Regions from separate parts of the Homo sapiens genome. Here region 2 is linked to region 1. Evidence: chromatin loops called from intact Hi-C (ENCODE). Cell type or tissue: ascending aorta. All regions are shown on one strand.

Evidence for each region. Peaks named below come from ENCODE experiments on the same cell type or tissue, not always from the same donor. Only the 100,000 strongest peaks of a DNase experiment are listed, where the experiment ranks them.
Region 2: it touches region 1 in a loop (4-fold over the local background); 74 of 110 quality-filtered maps call a loop at or near these places.

What each region holds. Positions count from the first base shown.
Region 1 is chr7:98,430,349-98,438,348 of GRCh38, forward strand. No RefSeq gene overlaps it. Among named protein-coding and RNA genes, the nearest start is that of BAIAP2L1, 33 kb to the left of the region's middle. In ascending aorta, a CTCF peak has its summit at 3,125 (motif pointing right); a DNase peak (open chromatin) is centred at 3,143.
Region 2 is chr7:98,752,210-98,760,209 of GRCh38, forward strand. No RefSeq gene overlaps it. Among named protein-coding and RNA genes, the nearest start is that of TMEM130, 110 kb to the right of the region's middle. RefSeq lists enhancers at 1,743-2,273, 2,274-2,801 and a silencer at 3,162-3,211. In ascending aorta, a CTCF peak has its summit at 3,086 (motif pointing right); DNase peaks (open chromatin) are centred at 2,091, 3,101 and 3,432; H3K4me3 peaks cover 776 bases; H3K27ac peaks cover 5,439 bases.

The DNA.
Region 1 (8,000 bases):
AAAAAGAAAAAAAAAAGAAATGACAGGTTGGTTTCCAACAGTCTTTCCAATGGAAATCCAACAGTAATTGCAATTGGCTTTTATTTTATTATTATTATTTATTATTATTTTTTGAGACAGAGTCTTGCTCTGTCTCCCAAGCTGGAATGTAGAGGCACGATCTCGGCTCACTGCAACCTCTGCCTCCCAAATTTAAGTGATTCTCCCGCCTCAGCCTCCCGAGTAGCTGGAATTACAGGTGCCCGCCACCACGCCCAGCTAATTTTACATAACTGGCTTTTAGAACAGTGGTTCTCAGCTGCAAACCCTGAATCTGTAGATTCATCATCACCTGGGAGCTGATTAGAAATGCAAATTCGTTTTTATTTTTTGAGACAGAGTCTTGCTCTGTTGCCCAGGCTGGAGTGTAGTAGTGCAATCTCAGCCCACTGCAAACTCCACCCGCTGGGCTCAAGTGATCCTCCTACCTCAGCTTCCCAAGTAGCTGGGACTCCAGGCGCGCACTACCACGCCCAGCTAATTTTTGTATTTTTTTTGTAGAGACGGGGTCTCGCCATGTTGCCCAGGCTGGTCTTGAACTTCTGGGTTCAAGCGATCCTCCCACCTCGGCCTCCCAAAGTGCTGGGATTACAGGTGTGAGCCACTGTGCCTGACCAAAAATGCAGATTCTTGAGCCCTATCCCAGAGGTATGGACCTCCAGAGAATATAATGGGTGCTAACGTTGAGAACTACTCTTCTAGAAGAAACCCTGTTGTTGCACAGTAAACAGAGGGTGAACAGCAAGGAGACCTGAGATCTAGTCACAGATCTGTAGCCAATTAGCTGTGACCGCAGACCAGAGCCAAATTGCTGTCACCTGGAACCTGGGAACAGGCTTGGGTCTGAGCAAAAGTTCCCAGCCTAGAATCACCTGGGTACCTTTTTCTTTTCTTTTTCTTTCTTTTTTGAGACAGGGTCTCACTTTGTTACCCAGGCTAGAGTACAGTGGTACAATCTCAGCTCACCACAACCTCTGCCTCCCGGGTTCAGGTGATTCTCCCACCTCAATCTCCCAAGTAGCTGGGACTGCAGGCACACGCCACTATACCTGGCTAATTTTTGTATTTTTAGTTGAGTCGGGGTTTTGCCATGTTGGCCAGGTTGGTCTTGAACTCCTGACCTCAAGTGATCTGTCTGCCTCAGCCTCCCAAAGTGCTGGGATTACAGGTGTGAGCCACTGCACCTGGCCTCTGGGTAGCTTTTTGAATTCTGATGCTGCTACACCAGAGTCCATACTTTATGATTCAATTTATGTTAAGTTGTAGAACAGGCTGAAACTAATTTATAACAGGAATAATCAGATCGGTGGTTGCCTGATTGGCAGGTGGGAGTGGATCGACTGAGAAGGTATACAGGGGAAGTTGTGGGATGATGGTGATGTCCTGTCTTGATGGAAATATGGGTTATATGGGTGCATGCATTTGTTAGAATTTATTGAGTGGTATACATAAGATTTGTACATTTTACTATATTCATTACAAATTTTATTTTTGTAGAGACAGGGGTTTCACTGTGTTGCCCATGATGGTCTTGAACTCCTGAACTCAAGTGATCCTCCTGCCTTGGCCTCCCAAAGTGCTGGGATTACATGAGCCACCATGCCTAGCCTAGAATATTTGATTCTTTTCTTTTATGCTATGTTATTATTTAAAGCCATGATTTAGATGATGCTCTGTCTCTGGTCTGGATTGCAAGTTTATTCATTGGAAAAATATGATCCATATTGCAACATGATCTTCAGGAACACATCGAAGCAAAAAGGAAGAGACTTATGTGCTTTCTGTCTTTTTTTCTGAGACAGTCTCGCTCTGAGTGTAGTGGTGCCATCTCGGCTCACTGCAATCTCTGCCTCCCGGGTTCAAGTGATTCTCCCACCTCAGCCTCCTGAGTAGCTGGGATTACAGGTGTGTACCACCATGCCCAGCTAATTTTTGTATTTTTAGTAGAAACAGGGTTTCACCATATTGCTCGGGCTGATCTCGAATTCCTGAACTCAAGTGATCCACCCGCCTTGGCCTCCCAAAGTGCTGGGATTACAGGAGTGAGCCACCGTGCCTGACCTATATGCATATTTTATATCTAAAGAAAAAAGGACTATAAATAAATATGAGAGTCTTGTTATAATATGTGTGCTGAAGTGTTTAGGGGTGAAATGTGCTACTGCCACAATTCATTTTGAAATGCCTCAAAATTGAATGGTTTGAGGGATGGATGGTTGAATAGATTATATGATAAACTGAGCATAATGAAATGTTAATTGTAGAATTCAGGGGTGGGTATATGGATGTTCACTGCAAAATTCTTTCAACTTTTCATTAAGTTTGAACATTTCCTAAAAATTTTTAATTCTTTTTTTTTTTTTTTTGAGACAGAGTCTCGCTCTGTCGCCCAGGCTGGAGTGCAGTGGCGTGATCTCTGCTCACTGCAAGCTCTGGTTCCCAGGTTCATACCATTCTCATGCCTCATAATTCATTTATTTTTTAGAGACAGGGTCTCTCTCTGTCTCCCAGGCTGGAGTGCAGCGATGTGATCCTAGTTCACTGCAGCCTTGAACTCCTGGGATCAAGGGAAGCTCCCTTCTCAGCCTCCCAGGAAGCTGGGACTACAGGTGCGCTCCACCACATTTGGCTAATTACCCAGGCTGGTCTCAAACTCTTGTCCTCAAGCGATCCTCCCACCTCGGCCTCCCAAAGTGTTAGGATTACAGGTGTAAGCCCCACACCTCAAAAGTTTTTATAAGAAAACACTGAAGGGAAATTCTGAAGCTGAGACTCTACACTTACATCTGTTAATGAGATCTTTCCTCAATTAAATATTCTACAATTGGGGGTTGGTACATTTCTCTGTCAAAGGCAACAGTTTTTAAGCCATTCATGTACACATGTTCCTGGGAAAAGTGACACTGTGGGAGATTGTTGGTTTTTTTTTTACCCCTGAAAATTAACTTATTGGGGAATAGGTTCATGATCTCTCCACAGGTTCCAATAATGAGGGGAGACCTGGGTTCTGCACCTGGCCTTGTTGTCGTGGTTACTGTTGCTTTCAGGAGATGGCACCAGGTGTGTCTCGACTTGTACTTGCTTTAGCCAAATATGGCCACCAGGAGGAGCAGTCACCCCACAGTTGCCTGGAGCACCCACACTCTTCAAACTCACGGCTTGAAATGTCACCTGTGGCCGTCTGAGGTCATCCATCGTTATTTTCTTTCTTTCTTTCTTTCTTTCTTTCTTTCTTTCTTTCTTTCTTTCTTTCTTTCTTTCTTTCTTTCTTTCTTTCCTTCTTTCTTTCTTTCATTCTTTCTTTCTCTTTCTTTCTTTCTTTCCTTTCTTTCTCTTTTCTTTCTCTTTCCCTCCCTCCCTCCCTCCCTCCCTCCTTCCTTTCTTCTTTTCTTCCACTCTCTCTTTCTTTCTTCCCTCCCCTCCCCTCCCCTCCCTTTCCCTTCCCTTCCTGACAGAGTTTCGCTCTTGTTGCCCAGGCTGGAGTGCAGTGGCCGGATCTCAGCTCACTGCAACCTCCACCTCCCAGGTTCAAGCGATTTTCCTGCCTCAGCCTCCCAAGTAGCTGGAATTACAGGCACCTGGCACCATGCCTGGCTAATTTTTGTATTTTTAGTAGAGACGGGGTTTCCCCATGTTGGCCAGGCTGGTCTCAAACTCTTGACCTCAGGTGATCCACCAGCCTCGGCCTCCCAAAGTGCTGGGATTACAGGCGTGAGCCAACATGCCCGGCCATCCACGGCTATTTTCATCATGCCTGGCTTTCCCCTTGTTGGTTCAGTCACCCTCAAAGGACAGAGCCTCTGTGCCATGGGCCCTCCCCCGAGATCTGTGCATTGCCTAATGTGACTGGACCCTCCTCCTCACCCCCCATCCTGCCCCAGCTCCTCTGATGACATCATCGGCTCTGGAGCCGCCACTCAGTCTCGTGCAGGAGGGTCCGCTCCCTCTGACCACGCTGGTCCCTCAGGACCCCACTTCCCCCGGCACTGTCTGGTGCAGGGACTCTTTCTCCTTTTATACCCCATGTACCACAGAAGCTAAGGTAGGGTCCATATCCTCCATGCTTCCTGTGGTCACATCCAAGATATTTCTCTTCCAAAGGCAGCAGAGTCACCTGCTGACCCTCTCGGTGACTGCTGTCTGCTGGTCTTCCGCTTGTACCTCCTCATCCATTGAGGACCTGGTCTCCTGGTTGACCGTGTTCTCCATTCTTTTTGCCGTCTTGTGCCCGAGGGCGTTCATCACCCATGTGGACAGGCCAGGCTACTCCCAGTCTCTCTGGGCACCAGGACAGCTGCAGCTCCAGTGAGCTTTTCCAATGTGCCTCTCAGCTACCCCTCCCCGCGGTCACACCTGGGACCCTTCATCACCCGGAAAGGAGACTTCAGACAGCTCCCGGCTGACCTCTCCTTTCTCGTTCCAGAACTCTCTGCTTGGCCTCAACGCCTCACTGCCACTCTCTATATGGTCATTGCCTTCCTTAATCGTGGTTCATAATTAAAATCAACTCCTGCAGGGCGAGGTGGTTCACACCTGTAATTGCAGCACTTTGGGAGGCCGAGGCAGGTGGATCACTTGAGGTCAGGAGTTCGAGACCAGCCTGGCCAACATGGCAAAACCCCATCTCTACTGAAAATATAAAAATTAGCCAGGTGTGGTGGCGGACGCCTGTAATCCCAGCTACTCGGGAATCTGAGGAGGGAGACTCGCTTGAATTTGGGAGGTTGGAGGTTGCAGTGAGCCGAGATCACACCACTGCACTCCAACCTGGGCCACAGAGGAAGACTCTGTCTCAAAACAAACAAACAAACAAAAAAAAAACTCCTTTGTATTTCTCCTGACATTGTTCCCCTCAGCAAGGGTGACACAAATGGGCCGGATCTCTTGCATCTGCACCTGGACAGTCAAGCATCACTTTATTTATTCGTCTATTTATTCATTTACTTATTTATTTATTTATTTTAGAGACAGAGTCTCACTCTGTTGCCCAGGCTGGAGTTCAGTGGTGTGAGCAGAGCTCATTGCAGCCTCCACCTCTTGGGCTCAAGCGATCCTCCCACCTCAGCCTCCCTGTGAGCTGGGATCACAGACATGCACCACACTGCGCCCAGCTAATTTTCTAATTTTCTGTAGAGATGAGGTCTTGCCATGTTGTCCAGGCTGCTCTTGAACTCCTGGCCTCAAACAATCCTCCTTACCTCAACGCCCCCAAAGTGCTGGGATTACAGGTGTGAGCCACAATATCTGGCTGCACTTTCACTTTTTTTTTTGAGACAGAGTTTCGCTCTTGTCACCCAGGCTGGAGTGCAGTGGTACGATCTTGGCTCACTGCAATGAATACATAGATGAATAAATAAAGTGAAAGTTTAGCTGAGTGTGTGCTTTCCCAGTGGGGCTTGGCTGTCCAGATGCAGATGCAATAGATCCAGCTCGTTCATGTCACTCTTGCTGGGGGGAACCATTTAAGGGTTCAAGCCATTCTCCTGCCTCAGCCTCCTGAGTAGCTGTGATTACAGGTGCCCGCCACCACGCCTGGCTAATTTTTATATTTTAAGTAGAGATGGGGTTTCACCATGTTGGCCAGGCTGGTCTCGAACTACTGACCCCAGGTGATCCACCCACTTCGGCCTCTCATAGTGCTGGGATTACAGGCGTGAGCCACCGTGCTCGGCCTGGCTGGGCTTTCACTTTAATTTCACAGACTTCAAATGGGCTGCCCGGCAACCCCTCTACATTCCCCCAGGAAGTTTGCAACAGCGATTTCATACTTCCTGTCTCTCTCCTCAAACTTCCTGTGCTTCCTCCCCTCCCTCCCTTCTGCTCAGCTGAAGCTTACATCTCTAATGTTATTAGAAGCCATCAGAGTGAATGCTCTTATCTTCCCACCACCCACCGGCTGTGTCTGTTCCTTCCACTGTCACTGTGTAATAATTGCCCTTCTGGGGCTGGATATGGTGGCTCATGCCTGTAATCCCAGCACTTTGGGAGGCTGAGGCGGGAGGACTGCTTGAGGCCAAGAGCTCAAGACCAGCCTGGGCAACATAGTGAGACTCCATCTCTACAAAAAAGTTTAAAAATTAGCAAGGGGCCAGGTGCCGTGGCTCATGACTGTAATCCCAGGACTTTGGACAGCCGAGGTGGGAGGATTACCTGAGGTCAGGAGTTCAAGACCAGCCTGGCCAATACCATGAGACCCCATCTCTACAAAAATACAAAAATTAGCAGGGTGCGGTGGCTTGCACCTGTAATTCCAGCTACTTGGGAGGCTGAGGCAGGAGGATCACTTGAACCTTAGAGGTGGTCCTTTGTGGTCTGCACCAAAGAGCTTCCCCAGAAGAGTGATCTACTGGTAAACCCGTACCCGCTTCTCACTCCAAAAATGGCGACTTGTAGCATTCTGCTGACTTTTTTTTTTTTTTTTTTTGAGATAGTCTCCCTCTGTCGCCCAGGCTAGAGTGCAGTGGCCTGTTCACTGCAACCTCCACCTCCCAAGTTCAAGTGATTCTCCTGCCTCAGTCTCCTGAGTAACTGGGAATACAGGCGCCCACCACCTCGGCTGGTTTTGTATTTTTAGTAGAGACAGGGTTTCACCATGTTGGCCAGGCTGGTCTTGAACTTCTGACCTCAAGTGATCTGCCCTCCTTGGCCTCCCAAAGTGCTGAGATTATAGGCCTGAGCCACTGCGCCCGGCCCGCTGACTCTGCCTCGTGAATTCTCCCATCGCACTGGCTCCAAGCCATCCACATGGTGTCACTGAATGGGCATCTGGGAAGAGATGCATGCAGTTGGCTTTTGGGGTATTGGTGGGCTACCTGCCCCGCCCATGACCTGCTGAAGGTGACAGGAGGGTTGGGTATGGGACGGTTGGGAAAGGAGAGGTGGGCTGCACCTCCTCAGAAGCAGAGGAGTCAGTGCTCTGGCCAGGCCATTTCTTGGCAGAGTGACTCTCATTTAAGCTACACCTGGCTGGGCGTGGTGGCTTACACCTGTGGTCCCAGCACTTGGGGAGACTGAGGTGGGAGGATTGCTTGAGCCCAGGAGTTCGAGGCTGCAGCGAGCTATGATGGCGCCACTGCACTCCAACCGGGGTGAACAGAAGAAGACCCTGTCTCAAAAACAAACAAAAAAATCTGGTCGCAGTGGCTCATGCCTGTAATCCCAGGACTTGAGGGTCACTTGAGGCCAGGTGTTCAAGACCAGCCTGAGCAACATAGCCAGACACCCAACTCTAAAAGAAAAAAAGAAAAGCTAGACTGGAGGAAAATGCTTAGAGAGAAAAAGCTGTATTCTCAGGCTCTCATGAGGAAAGTTGAGGTTTTCTCTCCTTTTTGTGTAGAAAAATCCACTGGGATGTGGCATTCTCATTAGACTGTAGTTTAAACAGGACAGGCTTCCATTTGCAGGTGAGAACTTTCGTTTTCACAGCCAGGGCACAAATGTCAGACCTTTTCATGGGATGAATCTGAAATTTGGAAAATCACTGTCATTTTTATACAAATGAAGCCCAGGTGGTTCTCTCTATAGAACTTTCTAGTTAAAAAAGAGGGCAAAAGTCTAATCTCTGAATAGGAATTCCCTGTTTCTTGCAGGTGAATTAATTGCTTTCTGTCTTGGGCTATTTACAGAATACTGATGACAAGCTGAGAGGAAGGAGGAAAAAAATCTCGTAAAAAAAGAGGAATTTTTAGTCACAAAAAGGAAATTATGCCTGCTAAGTGAGACAAGATGTGAATTGGCCTTAAAAAGGAGCAGACATGAATGTTAAGTGGCAGCTTTGTGCTGAAGGTGGGCAGGCGGCCTTGAGTGGCTGAAGAGGAAGACCGGGGGTGTGGAGGCGGTGGATCCTTCTAGAACCTTCTAGAAATTCTGTCCCTTTTAACTTTTTTTTGTCTCGCTCTGTCGCCCAGGCTGGAGTGCAATGGTGCCATCTCGGCTCACTGCAACCTCTCCCTCCTGGGTTC
Region 2 (8,000 bases), 320 kb after region 1:
GTGAGGGTTAAAGAAAGAGCGTGGAGGCTCTACAGCAAATGCAGGCTTTATGTCCAGCATAAGACCTACAGAGGTGGGGCACCGGCTTAATGCCAGTGCCTACCATCACCTACAGGCTGCGGTACTTACAGGTATGCACGGGAGGGGTCTGGGCAGTGTGGCTTGCAGCCTGGGAAGATGTTTATAAGACGTTCCCATGATGAGGCAGTTTGACCCTTGTTCCCACAGAATGAGATAGTGATGTTCCTCGGACTTTTTCCCAACAGAATGTGATCAAGTCAGGCAGCTGGGCGGGCTGTTTCTCACCTCACCGCCCGAACCCCCGTGAGATGTTTCACTTTGACCAAAGTCTGCGAAATGGCAGGGGGCTTACAAAATGGTACAGTTTGGGCCGGGTGGTGCAGTGGCTCAGCCCGTAATCCCAGCACTATGGGAGGCCGAGGCGAGCGGATCACATGAGGTCAGGAATTTGAGACCAGCCTGGCCAACATGGTGAAACCCCATCTCTACCAAAAATACAAAAACTTAGCCAGGCGTGGTGGCGGGTGCCTGTAATCCCAGCTACTCAGGAGGCTGAGGCAGGAGAATCGCTTGAAGCCAGAAGGCAACGGTTGTAGTGAGCCGAGATCGCACCACTGCACTCCAGCCTGGGTGACAAGAGCAAAACTCTGCCTCAAAAAAAAAAAAAAAAGGTGCAGTGTGGACTAACAATTCTCAAGGTGGGTTTTTCAGAAGGCATGGTCACAGACAGCAGCCGTGCAGACCTAGGTGCGCCCAGCATCTCCCCACCATGGCCAGAAGGTGAACCCGGGCCTCAGGTCAGTGTGGACACAGAACAGTCTGTGGCTGGAAGGAAGCAGCTCGAGAGGGTTTAGTCTGATTAAACCAGCACCTGTCTGTAGGCCCCGCTGGCCTAACCCCATCCTGTACCAGGCTCTGTTCTGCCCAGCTCCCCAATCCTCCAACCTGTACCCCACGTTGGGCCTGTGTTCTCATAGCTCCTCCCCCGAGGAGCTCCCTGTCCATGGAGCCCAGCTCTTCCACTGGATAGGGCTCACCATGAATGTGAGCGGGTAGATTTTGTGAGGCTGAGGCCGTGCACATGTAGGCAGGCACACACTCTGGGCAGAACCTGGCTTCACATGGGCAGGGCCACTGCTGCCTCAACCACCCACAGTCACCTGGGGCATGCAGCAGTGGCCTCGTGCTGGAGGTCTCCCGGGAATATTCTCCTTGTGATGCAGGGCAGGTGAGCCCCAAAGTTGGGGCTTAGCCCTACCGTCCACAGAACCCAAGACAGCCAGGTGCCCTGCAGGGGCTAGATGGCTACTGAGTAAATGACTGACAACATTCTTGGCTAGGACTAGGAAGAATTCAAGGGCAAAACAGTGGCATTAGACAGCAACTTTTGTTGTTGTTGTTGTTGTTTGGGTTTTTTATTTTTATTTTTTGAGATAGAGTCTTGCTCTGTCGCCCAGGCTGGAGTGCAATGGCGTGATCTTGGCTCACTGCAACCTCCACCTCCAGGGTTCAAGGGATTCTCCTGCCTTAGCCTCTTGAGTAGTTGGGATTACAGGCACATGCCACCATGCCCAGCTAATTTCTTTCTTTCTTTCTTTTTTTTTTTTTTTTTGTATTTTTAGTAGAGACAGGGTTTTGCCATGTTGGCCAAGCTGGTCTGGAACTCCTGACCTCAGGTGATCTGCCCACCTCGGCCTCCCAGAAGTGCTGGGATTACAGGCATGAGCCACCGTGCCCAGCCTAGACAGCAACATTTATTGCAGAGCAGAGCTACCCCATAGGCAGTGTGCCAAGAGCAGCAGCTCAGAGGCAGTGCGGCAGCCCTATTTATAGCCACTTTTAATTATATGCAAATTAAGGGGCAGTTTATGCAGAGATTTCTAGGAAAGGGGTGGCAACTTCCTGGTTGTCAGGACTGTTGCCATGGAAAGGGGCAGTAACTTCCTGGTGTTGCCATAGCAACGGTAAACTGACATGGCACAGGGATGGGCATGTCTTATAGAAAGCGGCTTCCGCCCAGGACCTGTTTTAGGTAGTCCTCAATTTGGTCTGGTGTCTGAGCCCCGCCCACCTCACCCACTTGCTGGACTGCATCCCTCTGCTTGGGTCCTGGCCCCTGCAATCCTGAGGTGCCAGGAACCCATCAGGCAGGTCACAGCCTCCACCCCCCTCCCTGCAGCCTGACTCCAGCTCCAGCCTCAGTCACCTCCTGGCTGGTCCCGGAACACCCCAGCAGCTCCCACCTCAGGCCTTAGCCCGGAACACTTCCCAGGCAGCCCCCAGGCTCATTCTCCCATTGCCCAGAGCCTGTACTCAGAGATCCCTGTGTTGGTTTCCTGGGGCCGCCCTTACAAAGTCCTACAAACTGCGGGGCTTAAACAACAGAAATGTTTAGTCTCACCATTCTGGAGGCCAGAAATTCAAGATTGATACAACAGGACTTGTGTGTCTGTCCTTGGCTTGTGGACAGCCGTCTTCTCTGTGTCCTCATATGGTCATCCCTCTATGTGTGTCTATGTCCTCACCTCTTATAATGACACCAGTCCTGTTGGATTAGAGCCCACCCTGATGACCCCCAATGAAACTTAATTATCCCCTTAAGGATTGTATCTGCAAATGCAGCCACATTCTGAAGTACTGGGGGTTAAGACTTGAACCTATGAATTGGGAGGGATGCAATTCAGCTCATGAACCGCGCCCCCCCCCGCCCCCCCCCGCCCCCCCCCCCGCACAGAATGGTCTTCCCTGACCACTCCTGATGCCACCTTCCTACCCTAATGTGGCACATAGCACTACCGGACACAACCTTCCCCTTTCCCCTCTCCCGCCCCTCCCAGCCCATGAGGATGGAGTTCCTGCAGGAGGAGAAACAATGTTTTCCTCGCTGCCATCTGCAGTACCCAAGACAGCTGGGTACACTGCAGATGCAGGACAGTTGCTGAGTGAATGACTGACAGCCAGCCTCAGCAGGTGCATCCCCAGGGGCTACAATCTGCATGAGAAGTCACCGCCCCCCAGCCCCTGGCGTGCAGAGCATTGAGGGAAGGGCCCTGGGGGTCAGCAGATGGCAGCATGGGACAGTGGTCAGGGCTTCTGTGGAGATGCAGAAGGGCAGGCAGAGCACAGGGAGTGTCCCCACCCAAGGGACGAGCGGGGACCAAGGTCTCAAGGTGGAGCCGGCAGGGCACGTGGCCTGTGGCAGGAGTCCGGTGCTGGGTGGGGGGCTGGCTGCTGTGTGGCTCTCTCTGGAGCCACCCTCCTGGTCCAGGGAAGTGACTCTCACACCCTGAGGCTCCGGCATACCCAGGCACCTTCTCCACCTCCCACAGTCAGCTCAGCTGCCTTGTCCTGTAGTTCAGGAGGAAGGAGGGCTGCCCTGGCATTTCAAGGAACAGAATGTGATGAAGCAGATGCCAAACAGCCTGCCAGCTCCACAGAGCCTACCACAGAGCCCAGCAGGCACTGCCTGTCTCCCTTCCAACCCCAAACCCACATGGCTGGGGCATTCCAGGGACATGCACCCTCCCATGTGCCCCAACCAGCATCCGGGCCCCCAGCCCTCCTGCCAGGCTATGGTTCCCAAGGGCTGTGCTCCCCAAACCTGCTTCTTAATTAGTTTTCCCCACCACTCCCTGATGGTGCCGTACCCACAGCACATGAAACTCTTTCTAGGGTGGATGTCACGTAGCCCCCCAGCGCGTCCCCGCAGGAGCCCTATGCCTGCATGCTTTAATTAAGCAAGTTAATTACTCTCCAACTTGAGGGTCTGATCAGGCCTCCTGCTGGGAATGCCTCACGGAGCTGCTCCGGATCCCACAGCCCCCGGGCATCCCTGACTCCCACAGAGGACCCAGGTTGGGGTTCTCAGAACATCCCAGAATCTCCTGTTAATTTCACCAAGAAATCCAGCTGCAGACTCCTGGTAGAAGGAGTGCTCATCTGGGCAGGGATATTTGTAACACCCAAGGCATAAGGGAGAAAGGGAGCGTGTTCAGGCTGATGTTGGATGCAGGGGTCCCCGAGGTACCCACCTAACAGCACAGGGACTGGGTGACCTGACTTTAGCTCTGGACCCCAGGCTCCATTCCTTGTATCTCCCCCTCCCCCAGCAGGTTTAATCCTGGCTCACTTGCCCAGACCCAAGCAGATTCTCCCAAAATAAGGACCTGCATGGTCACCATCCACATGTCACTGTCCAGCACTTCACAGTTTACAAACTTTTTTTTTTTGAGACGGAGTCTCGCTGTGTCACCCAGGCTGGAGTGCAGTGGAGCAATCATGGCTCACTGCAACTTCAACCTCCTGGGCTCAAGAGATCTGTCCTCCCACCTCAGCCTCCTGAGTAGCTGTCCATGCAGATTAGATATGGGGGTATGTAATGGATTCCATGTGGGTTTGATGTGGGGATCCAATGGATCCCATACAGATTAGACACAGGCATGTGCCACCATGTCTGACAAATTTTTTAAATTTTTTGTAGAGACAGGGTCTCACTATGTTGCCCAGGCTGGTCTCAAACTCCTGGGGTCAAGCGGTCCTCCTGCCTCGGCCTTCCAAAGCATTGGGATTACAGACATGTGCCACTGCCATGGCCCCCACGTTTCTAGAGATATTGCCACACAGCAAGCACAGTGCTAGACAGTTTGCCCATTTCATCTCACCTCCCTGCAGATGCCTGTTGGAGCTCCGCCCATTGTGGATAATGGCAAACAGAAGCTCCTGAGGGTAAAAAACTAGCGCATGGCCACCTGCCTGCAGAGCTGGAGACAGAACCACATCACAGGTTCTAAAGTCTATCCAACACCTCATGGCATGGATTTTTCATTCAGCACATGTTTATTGAGCATCTACTATGTGTCAGGCACTGTTCTAGGAACCAACGACACAGCAGGGAGCAAGGAAATAAAAACTCATCCAGGCATGATGGCACTTTGGGAAGTCCCAGTGCTTTGGGAGGCCGAGGTGGGAGGATCACTTGAGGCCAGGAGTTTGAGACCAGCCTGGGCAACGTAGTGAGACCCCCATCTCTACTAAAAATAAAGCCACACATGGTAGTGCATGCCTGTAGTCCCAGCCGCTCAGGAGGCTGAGGTGAGAGGATCACTTGAGCCCAGGAGTTTGAAACTTCTGTGAACTATGATCACACCACTCTACTCCAGCTTGAGTGACAGAGTAAGACTCTGTCTCTAAAAAAGTAAAAGAACAAAAGAAGAAGTAAAAAACCCTGGCTTCATGGAACTTATATTCTAGTGGAGGAAAGAGATAATTTTCGGTTTTTTTATTTTTATCTTTTTTTTTTTTTTGAGACAGAGTCTTGCTCCGTTGCCCAGGCTGGAGTGCAGTGGCGTGACCTTGGCTCACTGCAAGCTCCGCCTCCCAGGTTCACGCCATTCTCCTGCCTCAGCCTCCCGAGCAGCTGGGACTACAGGTGCCCGCCACCACGCCCGGCTAATTTTTTCTATTTTTTAGTAGAGACGAGGTTTCCACCATGTTAGCCAGAATGGTCTTGATCTCCTGACCTCATGATCTGCCCCCCTCAGCCTCCCAAAGTGCTGGGATTACAGGTGTGAGCCACTGCGCCTGGCATTTTTTTATTTTTTTTTTGAGACAGAGTTTTGCTCTTGTTGCCCAGGCTGGAGTGCAATGGTGCGAGCTCAGCTCACTGCAACCTCTGCCTCCGGGTTCAAGAGATTCTCCAGCCTCAGCCTCCCAAGTAGCTGGGATTACAGACATCCGTCACCACACCTGACTAATTTTTCTATTTTTAATAGAGATGGGTTTTCGCCATGTCGCCCAGGCTGATCTCAAACTCCTGACCTCAGGTGATCCACCTGCCTCGGCCTCCCAAAGTGCTGGGATTACAGGCATGAGCCACCGCACTTAGCCAGAGATAACTTTCAAACATAATATTTAGGGTAAACTATGTGGTATATTAGAAGATTGTGCTACTAAAAGCCTGATGGAGGTAGGAGGGGTAGCGTACAGGGCTTGGAGGCTGAATTTCAAGTTGGAATGATCAGAGCAGGCCTCGTTGAGAAGGTGACAGATGAGCAAAGACCTGTAGGAGATGAGGGAATGAGCCACATGGGTGTCTGGGAGCCTCATCCAGCAGAGAGAACAGCAGTGCAAAGGCCCTGAGGCTGAGCATGCCTCTATGTGTTTAGACATCAAGGAGACCAGCAGCAGGAGAAGTGGCTTGAGCACAGAGGAGAGAGTTCAGAAGTGGGGGCTGCCAGTCCTGGAAAGGACTTTGCTCTGCGACATGAGTCTCTGGAGGGTTTTGAACAGAGAAGGAGAGACACGAACCCGACACCCCCCCATAGGCTTTTCCTTGGGCCATTCTCCTGTGATTAGATTGTGGGGACGAGGTGGACGTAGGGAGTGCTAATGCAGCAATCTAGGGGACAGGTGGTGGTGGCTTGGATGAGGATGGGAGCACAGGAGGTTGGATTCTAGATACATTTTGAAAGTGGAGCCAATGGGACTTGCAGATGGATTATGTATTTATGCATGGATGGGATCTAATGGTTCCATGTGTGTTAGATATGGAGGGATCTAATTGATTCCATGTGGGATAGATATGGAGGGATCTAATGGATTCCATGTGGGTTAGATATGGGGGGATCTAATGGATTCCATGTGAGTTAGATATGGGGGATCTAATGGATTCCATGTGGGTTAGATATGGGGGGATCTAATGGATCCCATGTGGGTTAGATATGGGGGATCTAATTGATTCCATGTGGGTTAGATATGGGGGATCTAATTGATCCCGTGTGGGTTAGGTATGGGGGGATCTAATGGATTCCACGTGGGTTAGATATATGGGTGGATCTAATGGATTCCATGCGGATTAGATATGGGGGATCTAATGGGTTACATGTGGGTTAGATGTAGGGGATCTAATGGGTCCCATGCAGATTAGATATGGGGAGATCCAATGGATCCCATACAGAATAGACATGGTGGGATCTAATCGATTCCATGTGGCTTAGATATAGGAGATCTAATGGATCTCGTGCAGATTAGATATGGTGGGATCTGATTCTCCCATGTGGGTTAAATATGGAGGGATCTAATGGCTCCCATGTGGGTTGGATATGGAGAGATTTAATGAATTCCATGTGGATTAGATATGGAGGAAGAGATGAATCAGAGATCACCCAGGATTGGGCCCAGGATAGCAACTGAAAGAGTGGAGTTGCTATTAACTAGATGAAGAGGTCCCTTGGGGTGGTTTGCAGGTACAGGGAGGAGGTCCAGAAATTCATATTCTGGGAGATGGTAAGTTTCAGATACCTAACTAGACATCCAGGTGCAGAAGTCCAAAACGCAGTTGTATGTACAAGTCTGCAGCTTAAGGGGAATCTACCCTGGAGATATCAGTTTAGGGGTCATTGGTGAATTGATGGTTTTAATGCCATCAGACCATACGAGCTCCCCACGAGAGGGAGAGTAGAAAGAGCAAGAGGTCCAGGGTCCGAGCCCTGGGGCCTAAAGATAGAAGGTTGGTGGGGACTGGGAGGAATCAGGAGAAACCAGCCGGCAGGTTAGGAGGCAAAGCAGATTTAGGGGCCAGGAAACCGAGGGAAGAAAGTTTTCCTGGGAGGACAGAGAGAGCAACTGTGCCCAATGTGGCTTCCAAGTCAAATGGGCTGAGGACAAAGAATCTACCTTGGAGGTCACGGGGCCTTGGTGGGGGGGCAGTTTCCTTGGAGTAGGGCAGGCAAAGCCTTCATGGAGGGGTTAAGAGTGGGGGTGCAGTGGATGGAGGGCAAGAGAGCGTTGGAGCCAGGGAGGAGTTTTTTTGCAAAGCAAAACAGTATATGGGGCAGTGGCTGGAGTAGGTAGGGGGTCAAGAGAGAGGTTCGTAAGACAGGAGGAATAACAGCATCACCTCTCCCAAGCTTCTGCACGGGCGTGGAGTAAAACGAAACTCGTGTGTTACTGATGCGAAGTCGTGCCTTTGCGTCTCACAT